2 separate regions of the Homo sapiens genome follow, and region 1 is linked to region 2. A link is a contact called in ENCODE Hi-C data. All regions are on one chromosome and are shown on one strand. Each heading gives the region's core, a stretch centred on a gene start or an enhancer-like site at or near the end of the contact. The rest is flanking DNA. Distances are from core to core; before and after follow the strand shown. Region 1 holds the start of NFKBIZ (NFKB inhibitor zeta). Region 2 holds the start of CD47 (CD47 molecule).

Region 1 (3,790 bases), core at 612-3,111, 6.2 Mb after region 2:
CTTACACAGGTCTTCTAAGTAAAAAGGAAATATGCTTGTTTCACTTTTAAACTTTGAAATACACTTTAGCATTTGGTATACAAGTACAGTACTCCACTTCTGATCACTATTATGTCACAACCTCTTAGTATGTGTGTTGAACACAAATTCACAAAGTCAGGAAATGAATAATTCAGCCGCTCCATCAAGTGTACAAAAATAAGATGGGGCAAGAAACAACGCATAATTTGAACATCTGTATCTATCATAAATACATGAGATAAACAGTTCAATGATAGGGTAAGTGAAACATTAGTTGGCTTTATTTTTAAGTTTAGGGATTTCAAGAGATACCAGAATTGCCAGAATCTAACACAGCATTTTTCTGGAATGACAGCAGTTCATAATCCAACGTCACAGAAAGAAAAAAATGCAGTTTCAGAAATCCCCTGTGGCTGTGTGGTAAACCAAGGGACCAGCAGAACAGTTTCAGCCAGATGAAGGCCAAGTGGGTAAGAAAAGGTCCTAAACACATATTCTTTCTGGATCTGCTACGCAGTGGTTTAAATCGCTTTTCGCATGATTTTAAATGACTTAAAATGAAAATGAGATATCACTTTTTAAAATAAATGACAACCAAAACAGGAGTGGCTAAGAGTGGGAAACACCGGAAAGAGACGTTCTTTAAAATCATGCTAATTACTCTCAACGTTCAATTATCGAGGCGTTTTTCTAGCCTACCCACAGGGGCATCCTGTTTTCCCCCAAATTATGCAACTCGGTTCACTAAGAAAGGAAACCAATTCGCAGCCCATGAAAGATAACATTACGTCTTTCTCTGCTAGATATGGCTTATCCATTTTTTTTAAGGCACACACAACAAAAACAAGACCGCAAAAATTCCGGGCAGACTTCCGAAACTCGCCAAACTAAAGGCATAACTTGAGTTGGTTTTCAGCCCGGCTTCACCTTGATAACAGCAGTTTCCTTTTCTTTGACGGTCAAGTCTTTTTACTGAAAAATTCCATAAAAACTGAGAAATAAGTCATGACCTTTAACGCTATTCCCAAACCCTTATCCTCTGCTACAGCTTTCCACTAAAATATTCACAAGAAGAAAATTACACCTACATCAGACCCCAAATCTCATCATAGTTTATTAATTATGACTCAACAAAGCTGCTTCTTAGAGAGCGAGCGATCTCCTGGTCACTCGCCCGGCAGTCAGAGCTCGGCCGAGCGGTTTCTGAAGCCCCCCCGAGGCCCGCGGGAGGGAGCCGGTTCCGCGGGCCGGCGAAGGGCGTGTAGGTCAGGCAGGCGCCCGGCCCGGGCAAGGCGGGGAGTGGTAATTGATGGCTAAGGTGCGTACGTCCTAGCTCTAAGGAGGGCGCAGGGGCCACCCTCCATCTGGGGAGTCCCGCTCCCAACCTCCTAGGCGTGCGCGCCCCGAGTACGCAGCGGTGCGGGGCCGGCGGGTACCTGGCTGGCGCTCGGCGCGGGCGCCGCCTCTCGACCGGGACTCCACGGCGCCGCAGGAGGACACCGACGAGGCAGAGGAGAAGTCGGAGGAGTCGGAGCCGGGCGAGCCGGGCGCCGAGGGGCCCAAGACCGAGCAGCTGGCGTCGCAGGCGCCCGGGGCGGCGGCGGGCGGCGACGCGCCGTAGAAGTAGCTCAGGTTGAGCGGGCTGGTCATGAGGCCGCAGCCGCCCGCCGCGTCCCGCAGCCCCTCTCCGCCGCGGCTGTCGTCCAGCAGCTTGTCCACAATCATGCTCCCAGGCTGGGCGCTCGAGGACCCCGACACCTGCGCCACCGGCTCGCTGCGCGCGGCTGCCTCCCGGGCTGGCTCAGGGAGCTGTCGGCGGGCGGACGGCGCGGGCCAGTACGGGCGCGGCGCGGGACTGCCAGGGTATTTAACGGGCCGCAGCGCTCGCCGACCTCCCCGGCGCCCGGCCCGGCCATTGGCGGTGCCCGGGCCGCCTCCCAGCCCCTCCTCCGGATGCGTCCGATTTCCAGTAAAATGTACAGGATGAGGCAATGCGCCCTCCGCCCTCCGCCCTCGCCCCGCCCGCCCGGCTCCGCCCAGACCGACCGGTTGTTTGCCTGCCCTTCACCGGGAAACCCCGACAGCGCGCGGCTTCCAGCCTCCCGCTTCCCGCCTCCCGCCTCCCGCCTCCCGCCTCCGGGACCCCGTCCCTCGCCCGGGCCATCCCTGCCCTCTAGGCCCCCGCCGGGCCTGGGCGCCCGGGGAGAGGGCGCGCGGCGCAGGGCTGGGCCTGCAGAGGGAGGCGGGAGTCAGTGGAGGGAACCGGTTGGCCTGGTTCTTGGGGACTGGCAAGTCCTGGAAGGAGCGCGCCCCGCACCCCTCTGCCTGCCCCGGCGCGGCGAGCTGTTAGCCCAGTTAAGGCATCTCTGGAAGGTTCTTAAGGGCCTGTCTCCTCCGGCGCCCCAGCGTAGCCTCCCTTCTCAAACATAGCGTTTGTCGACGGTTTTAGGCAACATCCCGAACTGAAAGAGATGTTGGAGCATTTTTATGTTCTCAAATTATCTGCTGGGACGCAAATAATGTTTTAGGTGCAGCCATGAATAAAAAGTAATGCCACACTTCTGTATCCTTCAATACTAGAACAAAGCCATCTTAGCAAAATAATACACAAACATGTAGGTGCTGTAGTATATGTAGATATAACTTTTAAAATTCTGCATAGCTTTACACTATCTGATAAACTAACACAGTAATTTTGGCCTTTCCTATCTTGAATACTTTTTTCCAATGGATTTATACAACTATTTGTTCAAGTCCAACTAGCAAAAAATGCGGGAATGATAAGGTTAAGTACACACATGCTATGTTTAAATAAACCGATTATGATTAAATAACACGAGGGATACAAAGTTCAGTGAGCCACCTAAAAGGAGAAACAACAGGTCTGGTAGAGGAAAAAGGAGGTCAGGAGGAAAATCTTTGCAGGGGTGGTGGCATTTAAGATAGGTCCTAAAGGATGGGTGGGATTGGGGCCCACAGCATTTACAGAAAGAACAAGAGCAAAGAATTAAGGAGAGGGTTCATATTAGAGTGTATAGTCCCCTTTTACGATTGTCAAGAGGAGAAGATGGCATTAAATATAAAAGATAACTTGGTGCCTTTGGGTGGAGCACCTCCAGCAGCTGAGACACTGGAATTTTATTTAATAAACATTGAGAAAACATGAATTTTAGGTAGGCAAAATTAATCTGCAAGCAGTTGAGAGAAGATGAGGAGCCCAGAGGCCATTAGGATCCACTGCAGTAGCCCAGGAGAGAAATGACTGGGCACTGGGGCAGATACAGTGGGAAAGGAGAAAGTAAATTGACAGAAAGCAGAGCTGGGCAGCATTGCTAGGGCAGAACCCACAGGTCTCGCTCTTTTGGAGGGGGGGAGAAATGAAAGGGTCCCCAGTCAGGCCATGGCTTGGAGCCACGACCAGGTGAACAGGGCCACCAGCTCCAGATCACAAGGGATCACAGAGCAGAATGTTTGGGTTTTAGGACGAAGGGGGGGACACGATGAGTTTGGATTGTTACTCAGTATTAGTAGGTGGCATAAGACCCTGGTGGGGGTAGGTCCAAAGTAAATACAGCCATACCCCACAAAATGATGTTTAAGTCAATAATGAACTCCATGTACAATGGTGGTCCTGTAAGACTGTAATACCATATTTTTACTGTTTCTTTTCTATGTTTCCATATGTTTAGATAGACAAATACCTCTGTGTTACAGTTGCCTACAGTATTCAGTACAGTAACATGCTGTGCAGGTTTATAGACCAGGAGCA
Region 2 (3,320 bases), core at 756-3,255:
CAGGCTGCTTTGGACTGTCTCTCCTGGGATATGCCTGCTTTTGCCCCACCACCAAAACATACCCCAGCTAGATTCCCAAGAGCAGCAGTGGTCACCCAGGTGGCCTCTCATTCCATTTTCTGCACAAAAAGACGTTAAGCATATAGCTCAGTAGCTCCCAGTGTAAAACAGAACATCACCCGATCTCCACCTCTGAAGGTTGGGGACAGTCCTTTCTAGTCACTCTTCAGCTTTAGGGGGGTTGGTTGGTATCAGGGACAGCTGACAGCCTTATTTAGCCAACCAGCTGCTCTGTGATACACAATGTCCCTAATGCTCAAAGTCTGGTGGATGATTCTTTTGTATCCACATAAGCAGCAGTTGGAGGAGAATCGATGAGTCCCTTTGGTTGCCTCGGGGTGTCAAGGCTGCCATTCAAATCATTACCACCATAATTATTAACCATTGTTTTAGTGAGATGTCTGCCAGGCAATTGTTTTTATTTTTCAATCATTAAAAAAGCAATCAAATTTCACTAGAGCAATGCCTGCCTCACGCCGCATCAACACATTTATTAAACCCCTTCTGTTTGCCGAGCTCAATGGAAAGTCTTGGAGGAGGGAATACTTAAAATGCTCTCGGATTTAAAAGAATTGATAATGCTGTGGGGAAGAGGTTCACACAAAAAAGCAATTACAGGAAGAAGCTCGATAGTATACAATACACTGGTACAGAGTGTCATAGACAGTGCCACTTTCATACGCTGGATTTTATTTCTGTGGCAATGGGATGCTTGGGAGGAGCCGCACTGTGTAGAGGATTTGGAGAAGTGGGGTATTGTGGTGGGAAATTGCTTTCTTTCCCAGGAGGTAGGAGGAAAACAATCAAGGAGGTGGACAGGATGTGCACTCCATTAGAGCAGCCACCAGAGCCTGACTTTTTGATAAGAGAGTACATCAGTTAGGATAACGGTTAAAAGTATCTTTAAAAGACTTTTGCTTCAGGATGAATGATGTGGCCTGTGTGATTCAGCGATAAATTCAAAAGCCTTGTCCCTATTGTGGCTTGCGGCCACATTTCGAACCCATTTTTCAAGCATGTTAAACCCAAGCGCAGCGCAGAGGGCTGCACATGGGGCAGTCACAAACCAAGCTCAATAACCTTGCTGGTGGGGATGTGTTGGATACGCTGCTAATGCCTGTTTGCGACAATGCTCGCTAGTCCCGGTGGTGGCGGTGTTCACAGGTAACAATGTTTACCACCGTGAATGGAACTTGTTTGATTAACCCTGATCAGAGGATGAAAACACTAAAGAACCAAGTGAGAAAGAGGGAAGAGAACCGCATAGGGAAGAGCAGAGCGAGTAGACGAGCCGAACGCAGAGCCCGCGAGGGGCGAGTGGAAGCTCCCTGCGGGCAGGTACCCGACCACCGCCCTGCCCTGGGCGTGGCGGCCTCGGGCTCAGGGACCGCTTCGGCGCTAGACGGCCGCGTCCGGAGGAAACGGGCGCTGGTGAAAGCCTAGGTGTCCTGGTCCACGCGCGCAGCCGGACGTCGGGTCCAGGGAGAGACGCGGGCTGGGGCGGGACGGGACCCGGCCCCTGAAGCGCGAGGGTGGGAGTGAAAGCAAAGAGGAGAAAAGTAGAGAGAGAGGACAGTGGGGCCCAGCGCCGCGCGAAAGGCAGGAACCGACCCGCGGACAGGAACGGGTGCAATGAGGTCCCCGGCGAGCGTGGGAACACAGGGTTCAGCCTCCTGCGGCGGGCGAGCACGCGGACCCCAGGGGCGGGCGGGTGCGACAGGACGTGACCTGGAAGCGCGGCGCGTGCCACCGCCCTGGAGCAGGCATCCGGCCTCCGTGGAGCGGGCAGGCGGGCCCCGGGTCTGGAGCCTGCGACTGGGGAGGGCGCCGCGTCAACAGCAGCGGTTGCGGGGCGGGGCCGAGTGCGCGTGCGCGGCTCTCGCGGGCGGGGAGCAGGCGGGGGAGCGGGCGGGAAGCAGTGGGAGCGCGCGTGCGCGCGGCCGTGCAGCCTGGGCAGTGGGTCCTGCCTGTGACGCGCGGCGGCGGTCGGTCCTGCCTGTAACGGCGGCGGCGGCTGCTGCTCCGGACACCTGCGGCGGCGGCGGCGACCCCGCGGCGGGCGCGGAGATGTGGCCCCTGGTAGCGGCGCTGTTGCTGGGCTCGGCGTGCTGCGGTGAGTGGCTCCTCGCTCCCAGCCCTGCGGCTGCTGTCGCTTCGCCCCCGCGGGCGTGTGGGCTGCGCCCCAGCCAGCCCGGCGGCGCCCTGAAGAGGGTGGCCGGGGCGCAGAACACTCGGGCCCTGAGCGCCCGAAGTGCAGACGTGGGAGGGCCCCACGGGGAATCGGGCGCCCCCCTTCTTCCTCCCTTCCTTTCCCTGGTCGTCTTCTTCCCCCTGGGTGAGAGCGGGGCTCATCTCCTCCACCCGGTTCTCCATCTCCAAATGCACACACACAGGAAGACTCCAAACCGCGCACCTCGCGCAAAAATTAACTAGCAAGAAAGGGCGCGATCAGAGGCAAGGGGCTGCAGCTGCTAGGGATCCCCTTCTTTCGCACCCCTCTCCCTTCTCAGTGCTTAGACGCATTTGGGGTTGAGGGAGGGAGAGTGGGAGGGCCCGGGCCTCTTGCGATGGAAGTGCGCATTTTGGCGAAGTCGGTGAGAAGGGGTTTCTGCCGTTTGCCTCCCACATGAACATAGGAGCGAAGAGGACGTAAAGGACACAATTAAGTTTCATTTTCAACTCAGCATTCAATCAGAAGAATCTTCCGGCCGTGTAATTTTTGCTGTCGTTTTTAATCCTAAAAATAAGCTTGCTGGAAACTCTTCCTTTCTCGTGACCCTCACGCCCCATCAGCCACTTGCATACATTCTAAATTGTACGTTGAAGTTTTTCCCACTTTATTTGGGGGAACCGTTTTAAAAGTAATCTGGTTTTCGCCTGAAATAGGAAGACAGTAACCTCCAGTCAAAACATGTGCAGCAGAATGGGATTTGGTGTTTTTCGACGCCAAAGAACCTCCACCCCCCCACCCCCACCCCGAGCTTTTGGAATCCATTTCGCTTTTGTAAAACGTGTGCTTCGTCTGTAAAAACTGAGCAAGGAATAGAAACATTCGTAGCTCTACAGTGAGTGCCTGTCACACTTCACATCCATAGAGCCTTTTGTGAACTTTTATAAGATTCAGAATTCAGCTTGAGCACCAGTGACAGCAATTGTTACATTTATTCTAGAATGCTAAATTAATTCGATTTTAAACTGATTATTAGCCTCGGTGTGCCGTTCCTAAAGGCTTGTGACTTTAGGTATTTCCAAGATGCCCT

What was found. Hi-C counts contacts between places; a loop is a spot of excess contacts on that map. Pooled maps may share reads with other maps.
Region 1: a loop to region 2 is called in a pooled map, with 10 times the contacts of the local background. The contact joins the promoter of NFKBIZ here to the promoter of CD47 in region 2. A Hi-C loop is called at or near these places in 7 of 50 pooled maps.

The regions. Positions count from the first base shown.
Region 1 is chr3:101,847,585-101,851,374 of GRCh38, reverse strand. NFKBIZ (NFKB inhibitor zeta) reads right to left here and starts at 1,861. Exons shown (of 12, transcript NM_031419.4): 1 at 1,458-1,861. The coding sequence starts at 1,746. RefSeq lists silencers at 1,963-2,134, 1,183-2,382 and enhancers at 1,876-2,170, 1,965-2,802.
Region 2 is chr3:108,089,716-108,093,035 of GRCh38, reverse strand. It overlaps CD47 (CD47 molecule), which reads left to right and starts at 2,005. Exons shown (of 11, transcript NM_001777.4): 1 at 2,005-2,173. The coding sequence starts at 2,128. RefSeq lists silencers at 1,392-1,451, 1,462-1,511, 1,532-2,281.